2 separate regions of the Homo sapiens genome follow, and region 2 is linked to region 1. Evidence: read pairs that join two places in POLR2A ChIA-PET (ENCODE). Cell type or tissue: HepG2. All regions are shown on one strand. Links, peaks and the distances in the headings refer to the core of each region. The heading gives the core; the rest is flanking DNA.

Region 1 (7,966 bases), core at 1,714-6,713:
ATAATGAGATCATTACCATCAGCCTGGTAAATCTTTCCAGAATGTGAAATTTTTGAAGAACTGGCTGTGTGGCTAGGTTTATTTTTTTCTCTTATCACTGCTATTCAGTCCCAAATGAGAGCATTTCTTGAAGATTGTATGTCTATAATTATATTTTAATCACACATGATAATAGGAAGATAGGATAATATAAATAACTGAATTTTTCAAACAAACCCAGCACTTTGTTTTAGCTTTTAGTGTAACTTCTTTTTATTTTCTTTCTTTTTTTTTTTTGAGATGGAGTCTCGCCCTGTCACCAGGCTGGAGTGCAGTGGCACGATCTCAGCTCACTGCAACCTCCGCCTCCCGTGTTCAAGCAATTTTCCTGCCTCAGCCTCCTGAGTAGCTGGGACTACAGGCGAGTGCCACCATGCCCAGCTAATTTTCATATTTTTAATAGAGCCGGGGTTTCACCATGTTGGCCAGGATGGTCTCAATCTCTTGACCTCGTGATCCACCCGCCTCAGCCTCCAAAAGTGCTGGGATTACCGGCATGAGCTACCACACCTGGCCCCTCTTTCCTTTTTTTTAAGAGACAGAGTCTTACTCTATCACCCAGGCTAGAGTACAGTGGTGCAATCATAGCTCACTGCAGCCTTTACCCCCTGGGCTCAAGTGATCCTCCTACCTCAGCTTCCAGGTAGCTAGGACTACAGGCATGTGCCACCACCTCCAACTAATTTTTAACTTTTTTGTAGTGATGGGGGTCTCACTATGTTGCCCAAGTAGGTCTTTTTTTTTTTGAGACAGAGTCTCACTCTGTTGCCCAGGATGGAATGCAGTGGCGTGATCTCAGCTCACTGCAACCTCTGCCTCCTGGGTTCAAGTGGTTTTCCTGCCTTGGCCTCCCGAGTAGCTGGGATTACAGGCACGTGCCATGACGCCCGGATAATTTTTGTATTTTTGCTAGAGACAGGGTTTCACCATGTTGGCCAGGCTGGTCTCAAACTCCTGACCTCAAGTAATTCACCAGCCTCAACCTTCCAAAGTGCCGGGATTACAGGTGTGAGCTGCCTCGCCCGGCCCCAAGGTAGTCTTGAACTCCTGGGCTCAAGTGATCCGCCCACCTCAGACTCCCAAAGTGCTAGGATGATAGGCATGAGCCATTGCACCCAGCCTGAATTTTGCATCATTGTATTTTCTTTTCTTTGACCATGAAATTTGTGTGTGTGTGTTGTTGTCAATCAAATAGACTTCATAAAAAGCAATGTTTATTTCTGTTAATTTGGATTTTACTTATCTATGCCTTAGTTCTTATAGCTTCAGAGAGGACATAAATATGTGACATGTAGAATTTATTCTTTTCTAAGGTGACGTGCCGGGCCATTGGGATTGGGGCTTACCTTGTCCGGCTGGGACAGAGAACCATCCAGGTTGAGAATTCTCACTTAATTCTAACAGGAGCTGGAGCCCTCAACAAAGTAAGTTTCTAGGGTTTTGAAGAAGTATGCATAGCTGATTGAAGATTATTGTGTGAATTCTTAATTCAAGATCCTGATTGGAAGGAAGCAGTTCAATCCGTGCCTTCCTCAGTCTATCTCTTCCCCTCTCCCTCCATCTTTTCTGCCCATTGACTTGCTTGCCTTTTTATTCATTCATTCATTCATTCATTTCATTTATCAACTATTTTGAGTACTTACTGTTTTCTAGGCACTGTTCCAAGCCCTGTGTATATGTTAGTGAACAAACCATATAAAACCGCTGCTCTAAAGTGCTTATGTTTTAGTGTCGTTGTAGAAAGACAGAATTAATTGAACGCTTCTGTTCTGTCCCACTTCTCTCTTTTTCTTAATCTATTAGTAAAAGATGTGAGGAGATCTATACACAGACATTGAGCTGTCTCTGATTCCAGCTGTGCTGGTTCCCATTTCAGGCCTACATCATGAATTAGGTACCGGCCTAGGTGTTGAGACTATCAAGTTTTAATGATTTTGTGAAATCTGTAAATACACCTCTCGAAAAGGGCACCGATGGTGGTCTCTTGTATATAGAAGAAATATTTGGCAAATATTGAGTGGGAAGATGGGTGGATGGATGCATGGATGGGTTACTGGGAAAGAGTATGCATAAAGATTTATCTTCCCTTCCAAAGAAAGATTTGTGCCTTTTTAGTCCAACTTCACAAGGGTTTTTCCAAAGGGGAAAAAAATGGATGGCAAGGTCACTGCTCGAAAGAGTGAAAACTATCCAAGAATACCTGAATGTATAAAGGACAGTGCAGTTCTGACATCTTTGCAAGCATAGGAAAATTATTTTCTCTTCAGGGCCAGAAAAGTATAATGGAATATTCTGAGGCTGACTGCCCTTGTGCAACTTATATAACCTCTCAGCTCCTCAGCTTTCTTATCTGTCAAAGGGGGATAATAATTTAAACCTTTAAATAATGTGGAGCTCAAATGAGAAAACATAAGTAAAAGTACCTAGTTCTACTGGGCATGCCTAGATTCCCAGCTACTCAGGAGGCCGAAACAGGAGGATAGCTTGAACCCAGAAGTTTGAATCCAGCCTGACAACATAGTAAGACCCCATCTCTTAAAAAAAAAAAGAGTACCTAGTTCTTGGCAAAAAGTGTTGGCCCACATTCAAATTTCAGTTTCCCGTTCCTCTCTCTAACATGATTTGGTGATTGAGCTTATGGAGTTAATACACATACTAAATTGTATCAGATATTATGTTTACTCCACTTGCAGGAACTTTTTATCAAGTCTTGACTTTCAAGTTTAAGGGTAAGAATTAAGTGTTCTGTCATTCCCATTTAGGAAAAAGTTGATAATTCCATTGGTTTAATTAGATTTTGTGGATGTCAGAAATTAGAGGAATCATTTGATGCGATCAGCTTGCTCTGTGCATTCATATGAACTCTGTATCCTCCTCTGGGCTTGCTTTTCTCATCAAGGAAAGGCACAGCAGTGCTAACAGTGGCGAACTTGGCTGTCTTCCTCCCTTTTTGGAGAGTAGCCTGGAAATAAAGGTTGTGAACCACTACTACTGAAGATTATTATTGCAGTGGGAGAAACTGCTGAGAGTCTTAAGGTTGTTGTTTTTTTTTTTTTTAAGTTGCTCTTTTGGATACCTTCTTAGGATGAGATATTGATGAATGCCAAAGATAATTTTAGGTACCATTATCTATGAGAACAGAATTTTTGAAAGATTTTAAAAATTCTGTTCTCATAGATAATGGTACTTTAAAAACCTATATTTCCATGATGTTCCCATACCCAGTCAGAGAGCTAATTTCTGAAATATATCTTCTTATATTGAGTTTCTTTCTCCCCCCTGCCCCGATACTATATTATATACAAAGAATATTACAAAAAGCAGATGTTGGGTTTTTGGTTTTGTTTTGCTTGAAAACTTGCTAGTTGAATTTCATTTGTGCCATGAAGAAACATTAGAGATTGATTTCTTAAAATCTGATTGAATTGTTCTAATCAAATTCATTATATTCACTGTCATAGCTTACAGGGCTGCTTGTTAAAACAAAAGCTTAGTTACAGGGTGAAAGATAAATAAAGCTATAGCTTTAACTTACCAAACAATGCTCACTTCCAAAAGGGCATATTTGTTTTTAGCTGAAGGGAGTGATCAGATACAGAGGTTACCTAATGTTGCTCTGCCTGCTTCACTATCTTCATGTCAGCTCCTCTTAAGTATAGAGCTGTGCTGCTGAAGACACCCGATTTTATGCAAATTCGTTCAGAATATCCTATTAGCCCCTTTGCCTATAAGGTATGAAAAAAGGAAACTACCATGCTCAGATGGCTTCCTCTGACTCACTCCTTCTGTGTGTTGTCTTTGTGTGTGCTGGTGTTTTTCTTCATCTCTGTTTGCCTTTCTTTCTGTAGGTATCTCTCTGTATTGTGTACTTTGGGTGTGTGCAAGTCACCCTGAGTGCATGTCTCTTTCTGTGTGGGTGCTGATCTTTCTGTCTCTTTGTGTCTGTGTCTTGCGTATAGATCCCCCTCTTTCTCTGTCTGTGTGCCGCCCTGTGTGTTCATGTGTGAGAAAGTCTTTGTGTTTTTGAAACATTATAGAGCCTCCTTTCTTAAGCCTTGGCCATTTTGCTCATAGTATGTACCTGTGTAAGGTGGAAATGTAGGAGACATGCAAGCTTATATACAGTCTTAGACTGTAAATATTTGACCCCCACATTTTTGAGTCTTCATCCTTTATGTTAAACATTGGGGTGAAGAATAAGGAGTGGGGGTGTTCAGAGGTTGTAGGGGAAAAAAATCTTGTGTGTGCAAGTGCCGATCCTGTTGACCCCTTTGAAAATTGAAATAATGATAATGCACGTCTCCTGACTGCATCAAAGTATCAGCACATCAAAAGCCAGGAGGCATGAAATGCAAATGATAAAGTGAAAGCAGATGGATTGTGCATGATCGCCTGATGCCCAATGAATTTTAAAAGGTGCTGGTTTGCAGGAAGGGGGGTTGGGGGGTTTTGGGGGGGACTGAAATAAACACGTTATCCCTGCAATTTTTTTTTGTTCTTGATGCTCACTCCTGACAATATTTTTTCACACTTGAGTGAACACCCTCTCTCTCTCTCTCCCCCCTCCTTCTTCTCTCCCTTTCTCTCTCCTCTCCAAATCCCCTCCTCTGCCCCCCCCTTCCCCCCCACCTCTTACACATCTCAGGTCATGTCGCTGCAGCTCCGGTGGAAATAATAAGATATAAACCACGAGGTTGTTATTTGCATAGAAATAGCATGGAGCCCCAGGCAGCAAGGGAGAAGGACACAGGGATGATTTGTCTAAAATTTTAATGAAAACTTTTGCTGAGGCAGAGATTTTTAAAAACTTTCTTTCTCCCTGCTTTTCCCCTTCCTTCCCCTACCCCCCAAACCCCATCATTGATTTTACTTAACATGGTTCAGTTTGAAGAGAAAAGGTTGACACTCCACATATCATACTCCCATAATGCAGCAACCTGTAAATTGTTTCTTCCTTTAATAGATATGAAGCTGAAGAGACATGCATTTTCAACTTAATACATTGCATGTGTGCGCCTGGCTTTTATGGCTATACTCCATCTTGGCATACACATGATGTTGCCTGTCATTAGCCTGTTTTTAATTAGTTTACACCTTCCTATCTTTTGCTTCCAAAGACTCTTACTTTTTAAAGGATTTCTTTTTATAGCCAACAGTAGTAACCTTCATATAAAATAAATATTTTCTGGTGTTTTCCTGTTTTTTTACTTTTGGTGGTTTTTCTGTATACTTACATGTTTTATTCATGGACGCCATCCTTTGCCACTGTGTCTTTTATTCCAAAACCAGGAAGTGCTTCCCACCTTCGTATTTTTATCCTTTTCCCCCTGTGAACTCACCATTTGTGTATCTTCTTTCCATGTCTGTCTTGCTTTGTTGCCTGCAGTTATTTGTAAAATATTCAAAATATTACCCAAATTGAGATGAGTTGTAGTATCTGGATTTTATTGAGTGTTACTAAGCACATTTGACATTAGAACTAAAGGCAGTAGGCTGGTGATTAGAAGCAGCCCAAGTGGGTTTGCTTGAAATTCAGTCAAGAATATCTGTCTGGTTCCTTGCTATCTTCTGGAATGGGCTAATGGTATCAGGGCTATATTTCGTAGACAGGAAGGCAAAAACAGAAGGGAAAGTGACTTAGTTTCATTGAGAGAGACTAGATCAGGGTCAGAACATGAACTTTCATGTCCCTAAGTTTCACTGAAGAAAGCTCAGGCCTCTTTGCTTAGTGGTCTGTAAAGCCTAAGAGAAGGTGGTCCGGTCGTTTTCCTGTTTGTCCAAATGTCGTGAGAATGATGACATTAATAAGAGAAGTTTCTAGGGGCTTGCTATTTCATGTCACTCAAGGTAGTAGATCCTAACTCTAGGAACTGTAGGCTGTGGGTGACAGATTCCTTAAAATGCCTCACTGCGTGGCAGACCTGATGTGTGTGGCAAATTACCCTGCTTGAAGGGAGTCATGCTGGCCTGGCAAAGGCAGTAACCTGTGTACTTGGGGAACTGTTAAGATGCACCCTTAAGGAGCTGAGATGATTGCAGAGTCATAAACTCTTAAGTCTATTTGCCACTGGACATTTGCAGAGATGATCATATTTACTTCCCTCCTCCCACCACTCTTCCTCTCAGTTTCCTTTTTACTTTATTTTTTTCTCCCTTTCCTGGTAAAAGTATTAGTATGTTTAACATAGTGTTAGGTGGCAGATAGGCTGGGAAGAGCTAGTATTGTAAAGGAACACTGATGTGTACTGGAGCCTACTAGCTCTCAATCCATTGCCCCAGACTTGGGGAGAGAGAGCACATTCTCTATCCAGAGAAATAAGAATATGCAGTTTATGGTTGTCCTGTGGACATTAACTGACTGTGAAGGTAAGGTATATGCCAAAGGCAGTGATATGCAGGTGATAGATTCACCAGGAGATGATATGTGACTTTTCTTGTATTTTAAAGCTCTGCTTCTTTTTTAGAAAAAAAAAAATCCTATACTCTCATCCCCCTTAGCGAGATCAGGCCCCTATTTCCACTGAATCTGCCAGGAAAAAAGAAGTTATGTGATGGGTATGACTAGGGCCATTAGTTTGGTAGGGGGCTAATTCTGCTAATCTTGCTTTTGAGACTTGGTGCAAGTAAGTTACATTTCTCTCTGGTTCTCATATATGTATTTTTCTGCAGCTATGCAGTATGAAATGTGAAGTTGTCATAGCTGACTCTGTTAGGCACAGTACCAGAGTTCCTCTCAGGAGTGGGAATTGTCTGTTACACCAGGGACCTGCACTGTGTAGTCTCCATGCTCACCCACCCATGACTCTGTGAAACACAGCATGAAAGTCATGGAGGCTCAAGAAGGGAAGGAGAGATTACTTAGCTCTCACTGTGGGGCGGGCAGCATTGTAACTTTCACATAACTTAAAGAGGTTACGATAGAGACAGCGCCGGGGCAAGCGAGAGCCAGACAGGCACTGGGTGACTCTGTGCCTCGCTGTGGAAAAACAACTAAACATGGGCAAAGGAGATCCTAAGAAGCCTAGAGGCAAGATGTTGTCATACGCATTTTTTGTGCAAACTTGTTGGGAGGAGCATAAGAAGCATCCAGATGCTTCAGTCAACTTCTCAGTTTTCTAAGAAGTGCTCAGAGAGGTGGAAGACCATGTCTGCTAAACAGAAGGGAAAATTTGAAGATATGGCAAAGACAGACAAGACCCATTATGAAAGAGAAATGAAAACCTACGTCCCTCCTGAAGGGGAGACAAAAAAGAAGTTCAGGGATCCCAATGCACCCAAGAGGCTTCCTTCAGCGTTCTTCCTGTTGTATTCTGAGTATCGCCCAAAAATCAAAGGAGAACATCCTGGCTTGTCCATTGGTGATGTTGCAAAGAAACTGGGAGAGATGTGGAATAACACTGCTGCAGATGACAAGCAGCCTTATGAAAAGAAGGCTGCGAAGCTGAAGGAAAAATACGAAAAGGATACTGCTGCATATTGAGCTAAAGGAAAGCCTGATGCAGCAAAAAAGGGAGTTGCCAAGGCCGAAAAAGCAAGAAAAACAAGGAAGATGAGGAAGATGAAGAGGATGAGGAGGAGGAAGATGAAGAAGATGATGATGATGAATAAGTTGGTTCTAGCACAGATTTTTTTCTTGTCTATAAAGCATTTAACCCCCCTGTATACAACTCACTCCTTTTAAAGAAAAAAATTGAAATGTAAGGCTGTGTAAGAATTTTTTTAAACTGTATGGTGTCTTCTTTTGTATAGTTAACACACTACCAAAAGTGTCTTTAGATAGCCCTGTCCTGGTGGTATTTTCATAGCCACTAACCTTGCCTGGTACAGGATGGGGGTTGTAAATTGGCATAAAAATTTTAAGCAGGTTCTTATTGGTGCACAGCACATGTAAGTTATATATGGGGTTGGTAGTTTTTTCATTTTCAAT
Region 2 (7,966 bases), core at 1,953-6,952, 590 kb after region 1:
AATGAAGCAAGTGTGGCAACTCTTGATTACTACTAAATCTTGGTAAAAGTGCATGGGAGGTTCAATCATTGTATTTTTTACTTTTCTATGTTTGACAATTTTACTAATAAAATTTATTTTATTTATTTATTTATTTATTTCGAGACAAAGTCTCACTCTTGTCGCCCAGGCTGGAGTGCAATGGTGCGATCTTGGCTCAATGCAACCTCTGCCTCCTGGATTCAAGCGATTCTCCTGCCTCAGCCTCCCAAGTAGCTAAGATTACAAGCACCTGCCACCACGCCTGGCTAATTTTTGTATTTTTAGTAGAGACAGGGTTTCACCATGTTGGCCAGGCCGGTCTCGAACCCCCGACCTCAGAGAATCCACCCAACTTGGCCTCCCAAAGTGCTGGGATTACAGGCGTGAGCCACCACGCCCAGCCTTTTTTTTTTTTTTTTTTTTTTTTTTTTTTGAGACAGAGTCTCGCTCTGTCGCCCAGGCGACACGATCTCAGCTCACTGCAACCTCCACCTCTTGGGTTCAAGCAATTCTCCTGCCTCAGCCTCCTAAGTAGCTGGGATCACAGATGTGTGCCACCATGCCTGGCTAATTTTTATATTTTTAGTAGAGATGAGGTTTCCCCATGTTGGTCAGGCTGGTCTCGAACTCCTGACCTTGTGATCTGCTCGTCTCGGCCTCCAAAAGTGCTGGGATTACAGGCATGAGCCACTGCACCCGGCCGATAAAATGTTTTAAATATTTTTTGTTGCTCGGTATAGGGGAAAAAAACTTAATAGATTATTAACATACCACTGCCTGGTCATCCAAGTCTTTGTGTCAGGGAGGAAAATGTCTATACAATAATGGTGTAACTCGGAAGTTCAGGTCAAAAAAAAAAAAAAATCAAAAAAAGGTGACAATGACACAAATGAGATATTTAAAAATTAACTTTTCAGAGGCCAGGTGCAGTGGCTCACGCCTGTAATCCCAGCACTTTGGGAGACCAAGTCAGGCAGATCACTTGAGGCCAGGAGTTTGAGATCAGCCTGGGCAACATGGCGAAACCCCGTCTCTATTAAAAATCCAAAAAAATTAGCCAGGAGTGGTGGCGAACACCTGTAATCCCAGCTACTCAGGAGGCTGAGGCACAAGAATTGCTTGAACCCAAGAGGCAGAGGTTGCATGAGCTGAGATCGTACCACTGCACTCCAGCCTGAGTGACAGAGCAAGACTGTGTCTCAAAAAAATAATTAAAAGATAAAATTAATAAAGAAGTATAGTTTTTTAATATCCCATTCTCTCCAAAACTAAAGTCACGTCTTAGAAAGTCCCTTCACACTCCATGGCTTCGCCTCACTATCCCCACCCCCAGGCAATTTTGTAGGGGACAACTATGGCACTGTGCTGGGAGAAAGTGAAAAAGCAGCCTTGGACACTATAGCACTTAATCAAGAAGAAAACTACAAATTATTATCAGGCAATATTTGCTTAAAAAATAAAATAGGCCGGGCGCGGTGGCTCACGCCTGTAATCTCAGCACTTTGGGAGGCCGAGGTGGGCGGATCATGAGGTCAGGAGATCGAGACCATCCTGGCTAACACGGTGAAACCCTGTCTCTACCAAAAATACAAAAAATTAGCCGGGCTTGGTGGCACGCACCTGTAGTCCCAACTACTCGGGAGGCTGGGGCAGGAGAACAGCTTGAACCCAGGAGGCAGAGGTTGCAGTGAGCCGAGATGACGCCACTGCACTCCAGCCTGGGCGACAGAGGAGACTCCATCTCAAAAAATAATAATAAATATAGAAAACTACAAATTAGTTACATAAATACATATTGTCATAATATCGTCATAACTACTTTTTTTAAAACCTTGGTAAATTACAGCTAGAGACAAGAAAGATAAATAATTTATACATTATGACTATTCTGTAGATCAAATAATGATTACCACTACTTTGAAAACGTTCATATTAGCTGCATACATTTCCATAAAGACTTCAACCGGCCGAGTGTGGTGCCTCACACCTGTAATCCCAGCACTTTGGAGGCTGAGGTGGGCGATCACCTGAGGTCAGGAGTCCGAGACCAGCCTGGCCAATAGGGTGAAACCCCATATCTACTAAAAATACAAAAATTAGCCAGGTGTGGTGGCACGCACCTGTAGTCCCAGCTACTCAGGAAGCTGAGGCAGGAGAATCATTTGAACCAGGGAGGTGGAGGTTGCAGTGAGCTGAGATTGTGCCACTGCACTCCAGCCTGGGAAATAAAGGGAGACTCCGTCTCAAAAAAAGAAAAAAAAAAAGACTTCAACCTCCCTCCTCTAAAACATATTTAACATAAAAAAATTTTTTTAAATCAGATCTACATTGAGACTTTATATATATCAAGGCAAAATGGCCAACATAACAAGAGGATCTATTTATTTTGACCTATGTCATAGAGTATAACCAATTAATGAATTAAAGCAAACAGTGGGTTTATTTCTTTTACTAAATATGATCAAATATATAATCTTAACAATGACAAAGCCTCTTGGTATTCAATTCTACTTACCCCAAAGGTTTTGGCTTGTGCGTATCTAAGGAGTGCAACTGACATCTCTTATTCTTCTTACTTTTTGGAATAGCATCTATCATGTCATTTAGTTTGGACCTAATTAAAAATAAAACATATTAAGGGTTTAATTCATTTTACTTTCAAATTTTAAAATCTCTATTTACTGTCTTTTAGAGAGAAGTCTCAAAACAAAACACAAAAAAACCACTTTTCTCTATCCCCACTGTATCTAGCAGTGTGCCTGGCACTCACGTTATTTCAACACTGACTGCTACCTGACTCTCAGCCATCTTCCCTTGCCCAGCCATTATGTAAATACACCAGTTGCAGAAGCACACACCTGTAGTCCCGGCTATTTGGGAGGCCGAGGTGAAAGGATCACTTAAGCCCAAGGGTTTGAGACCAGCCAGGGCAACATAGTGAGATCCCATGTCTTTAAAAAATATATAAAAACCTCACAAAACATTATGTAAACACAATACATCCTTGAAGAGGAGTCATCAACAGAACTTTTATGCAAATATGGAATACACACTACTACTATCCGCACCTTCCATCCAACCAATGAGCAAAGTTTGCCAATTCTACCTTTTAAATATTATCTAGAATCAGGCCTGGTGCAGTAGCTCATGCCTATAATCCCAGCACTTTGGAAGGCTGAGGTAAGAGGATCACTTGAGGCCAGGAGTTCAAAGCCAGCCTGGGTAACATAGCAAAATTTTCATCTCTACAGAAAATTTTAAAATGAGGCCAGGCATGGTGGCTCACACCTGTAATCCCAGCACTTTGGGAGACTGAGGCCAGGAGTTAAGAGACCAGCCTGGCCAACATGGAGAAACTCTATTTCTGCTAAAAAAAATACAAAAATTAGACAGGTGTGGTGGTGCACGCCTGTAATCCCAGCTTCTCAGGAGGCTGAGGCACGAGAATCACTTGAATCTGGGAGGCGGAGGTAGCAATGAGCCAAGATTGCACCACTGCACTCCAGCTTGAGACAGAGTGAGACTTTGTCTCAAAAAAATTAATAAATAAGATAGAATAAAAGCTAAATAAAAATTAACCAATCTAGAATCAGATCACTTCTTATCACCTCTACCATTATCATCCCTGTCCAACCCACCAATCTCTAGCTTAGTCAACTGCAATAGCTGGCCTCCTAAATGGTCTCCTTGCTGCACCTTCTGCCCTTTACATTCCAGGCCTCACTCAGCAGCTACAGTGATCCTTTTAAAATATGAATCAGATTACATTATTCCTCTGTTCAAAAACACTCCAAGGCTTATTTTCTCAAGCCCAGGCACAGTAAATATCAAAAGTCCCTACCACCATCTCTAAATAGGAAAGCCTCGGGTTTACTTTTCAGACCTCTTCTTCTTTTCCTATTTATATTCACTAAATGAGACAAATTTACATCTCTAACCCAGACCTCTCTGAATTCTATTTGGATGTCTAATCGCTATCTCAAACTTAGCACACCCAAAGATGAGCTCTGTTACATTTCTCCTCAGTCTCGTCCCTCTCGGTAAATGGTAACCATTTGCCCATTCTTTTTTTTTTTTTTTTTTTTTTTTTGAGACAGAGTCTCGCTCTGTTGCCCACGCTGGACTGCAGTGGCGCAATCTTGCCTCACTGCAACCTCCGCCTCCCGGGTTCAAGCGATTCCCGTCTCAGCCTCCTGAGTAGCTGGGATTACAGGTGCCTGCCACCACGCCCGGCTAATTTTTTATTTTTAGTAGAAATGGGGTTTCACCATGTTGGCCAAGCTGGTTTCAGACTCCTGACCTCTGGTGATCCACCCTCACCGACCTCCCAAAGTGCTGGGATTATAGGTGTGAGCAACCACGCAAGGCCTGTTGTCCATTCTTTACATCACAAATCTGAGAATCATCTTTGATGGCCTCCCTCACAACCAATCTATCCAAAAAATCCCACTGGCTCATTCCTCAAAATATATCCAGGATCCTTTATAACCATTTTTCACTACCTCCAAAGCCGTCATTCATTCTCAATACAGAGGTCAAAGTAAGCCAGATTTCATCAGACTATGCCACTCTTCTGCTCAAAACCTTCCCAAAGCTTGTCACCTCACTCAGAGTAAAAAAAAAAAGACCTCAGCCAGGCACGGTGGCTCACGCCTGTAATCCGAGCACTTTGGGAGTCCAAGGCGGGCAGATCGCCTGAGGTCAGGAGTTCAAGACCAACATGGCCAACATAGCGAAACCCTGTCTCTACTAAAAAATAAAAAAAAAGTCAAGCGTGGTAGTGGGCACCTGTAATCCCAGCTACTTGGGAGGCTGAGGCAGGAGAATCGCTTGAACCCGGGAGGCAGTGGTTGCAGTGAGCTGAGATCGAGCCATTGCACTCCAGCCTGGGCAACAATAGTGAAACTCTGTCTGAAAAAATAAAAATATGACTGGACCTTTTATTACCTTTTTTTTTTTTTTTTTTTTTTTTGAGATGGAGCTTTACTCTTGTTGCCCAGGCTGGAGTGCAATGTGCGATCTCAGCTCACTGCAACTGCCGCCTCCCGGGTTCAAGAGATTCTCCTGCCTCAGCCTCTCGAGTAGCTGGGATTACAGGGACCCGCCACCACTCCTGGCTAATTTTTTGTATTTTTAGTAGAGACTCGGTTTCAGCGTGTTGCCCAGGCTAGTCTTGAACTCCTGAGCTCAGGCAATCCAACTGCCTCGGCCTCCCAAAGTGTTGGGATTATAGGCGTGAGCCACCGCGCCCAGTCGCTCTTCTTTTTTTCTTTTTGAAACGGAGTCTCGCTCTGTCGCCCTGGCTGGACTGCAGTGGCGTGATCTCGGCTCACTGCAACCTCTGCCTCCTGGGTTCAAGTGATTCTCCTGCCTCAGCCTCCTGAATAGCTGTGATGACAGCCATGCGCCACCATGCTCAGCTAATTTTTGTATTTTTAGTAGAGATGGGGTTTCACCACGTTGGTCAGGATGGTCTCGACCTCCAGACCTCATGATCTGCCTGCCTTGGCCTCCCAAAGTGCTGGGATTACAGGCGTGAGCCACCGCGCCCGGCCTTATTACTCTGCTGACCCCATCTTTTATTACTGTTCCCTTCATTCATCTGGCTCCAGCCACAAGGGCTTCCTTACTATTCCTCAAACATGCCAATAAAACCCCAACCTCAGAACCTTTACACTAGCTGTCCCTTCTCTGCCTTCCCCCCAGTTTTCTACAAGATTTGCTTGCTCACTTCATTCAAATCTATATTCAATGTCATTTTATCAGGGAGGCCTTCCCTGACCATCCTCCACAATAATTCTACCCCCACTCCATTCTCTACCTCCCTTACTGATTTTTCTAACTTATCATCCCTGACAAATTGAATATTTGCTTTCTGTCTGCCTCTCCCCACGTGGAGAGTTGAAACTTTACATCCACTGGTACATACAACTTACTCAATAAAATTATTAAATCAGACTCAATCTTTCCATCAAGAAAATAAGCTGCCACTGTCACCAAGCTGTTTTAAATTTTAACAAACCCATTTTCTCCTAATTGATTATACTTACCCATGTACATAAAATAATGTATAAAGCTTCTTTGCATCAGTCATGCAGCTTCTAGTTACAGACAGGACTCCCTTGGGCCCTACTGTTAGGGGTTCAAGAGCAGGATTTCCAGACTCTACAAGCTGGGAAAAGAGACGCTCCACACTGCGACGACAACCAACACATGGGACAAGCTGAGAAAGTGCACTCAGGACTTCGCGTGATGTCACCACCATGGCAATACTTAGATCCTGTTGCTTAAGCATACCATGTCGCTGAAAGAGGGAAAGAAAATGAAAGAGTGTCCTTTAAAAAGACGTAAAATTACACTTTCACTACTACTGGTTCCTATCCTTGTGCAGTAAAGTACAACCTGGCCAGGGTTTACCAGCTCTACCTGCAACTGAGTCAGAAAGGCAAAGTAGTCAGCTTTGTCCATGCTGTACGGAATTTCCTCCACAAACCCCCTTGCTCTAGAATCTAGGGTATATAAACAACTCTGCTTAGGATGCCAAAAAGCAGTACTGCATCTGGAAATGTAGGGCTGGTTCAGTGAGTATTAGGCCAGTCCTCTCACAAAAAAAAAAAAAAAAAAAAAAAAAAAAAGCACAATACAGCTGTACCTTTTTTTTAAGTTTGTTTGTTTTTGTTTTTTGAGACGGCATCTTGCTCTCTCGCCAGGCTGGAGTGCAGTAGCACAATCTCAGCTCACTGCAACCTCTGCCTCCTGGGTTCAAGCAATTCTCCTGCCTCAGCCTCCCGAGTAGCTGGGACTACAGGTGTGCACCACCACGCCCGGCTAATTTTAGTATTTTTAGTAGAGATGGGGTTTCACCATGTTGGCAAGGATGGTCTTGATCTTTTGACCTTGTGATCCACCCGCCTCAGCCTCCCAAAGTGCTCGGATTACAGGCGTGAGCCACCACGCCTGGCCTGTTTTTTTTGTTTTGTTTTGTTTTGACAACTTTTAACAACACACTTACTATCACTATGTTTAGCTACAGGAGTCAAGTTAGGATGGTAATCATATGGAGCAGCAATTCCCAATCCAGAGGCATGAACAGGTATATTACGAATTAATGGGAGAAAACATGGCCTATCTTCCTTATGTAGGGAAGTAACTAGCATGCTGCTGCTTATGAATTGTATCTGCTGGTTATGACAAGGTAGAAAAATAACTGAGAGCTACTGTTGCAGAGAAATGAGCAAACTCTAGTAAGTAACTTCTACCTGATGGAGTTATAGTTAACTGCAGTTAACACTTTCAGATTTGCCAAAAACGGATAGGAAAGTAGGACAATTCCCAAGAAGCATTTTCTCACATTTACCATTACCCTTCCATTCAAAGTTTTCCTAAAAGTAGAAATAAGAGTTCTGAAGTAAACTAACAAGTCATCTTCCAATATCTTAATTACAGTCAGCCCTCCATATCCATGGGTTCTACATCTGTGAATTTAACCAACCAAGGATCGAAAATATTTGACAGGAAATACTAAACATGTACAGACTTTTCTTCCTTGTCATTATTCCCTAAAGATGCAGTATAACTACTATTTACACAGCATTTACATTGTATTAGGTACTATAAGTAATCTAAATATGCTTTAAAGTATATGGGAGGATGTGCAGAGGTTACATGCAAATATACATCTTATTTTTTCTGAGACAAGGTCTCACTCTATTGCCCAGGCTGGAGTGCAGTGATGCGATCTCAGCTGACTACAACCTCTGCCTCCTGGGCTCAAGAGATCCTGTCACCTGAACCTACGGAGGAGCTGGGACCCCAGGCACATGCTGCCATGTCTGCCCAACTTTTTTGCATTTTCTGTAGAAACAGGGTTTTGCCATGTTGCCCAGGCTGGTCTCCAACTACTGAACTCAAGCGATCCACCTGCCCTGGCCTCCCAAAGTGCTGG

Evidence for each region. Peaks named below come from ENCODE experiments on the same cell type or tissue, not always from the same donor. Only the 100,000 strongest peaks of a DNase experiment are listed, where the experiment ranks them.
Region 2: POLR2A ChIA-PET joins it to region 1 with 6 read pairs; 3 of 35 experiments call an interaction of 5 or more read pairs at or near these places.

Annotation. Positions count from the first base shown.
Region 1 is chr17:37,143,361-37,151,326 of GRCh38, reverse strand. It overlaps ACACA (acetyl-CoA carboxylase alpha), which reads left to right. Exons shown (of 56, transcript NM_198834.3): 44 at 1-26; 45 at 1,353-1,463. It also overlaps the pseudogene HMGB1P24. Among named protein-coding and RNA genes, the nearest start is that of SNORA90, 97 kb to the left of the region's middle. In HepG2, for the core only: no CTCF peak of the experiment used is centred there; a DNase peak (open chromatin) is centred at 3,866; H3K4me3 peaks cover 1,126 bases.
Region 2 is chr17:36,555,442-36,563,407 of GRCh38, reverse strand. GGNBP2 (gametogenetin binding protein 2) reads right to left here. Exons shown (of 14, transcript NM_024835.5): 4 at 6,072-6,325; 5 at 2,537-2,635. Among named protein-coding and RNA genes, the nearest start is that of GGNBP2, 15 kb to the right of the region's middle. In HepG2, for the core only: no CTCF peak of the experiment used is centred there; no DNase peak of the experiment used is centred there.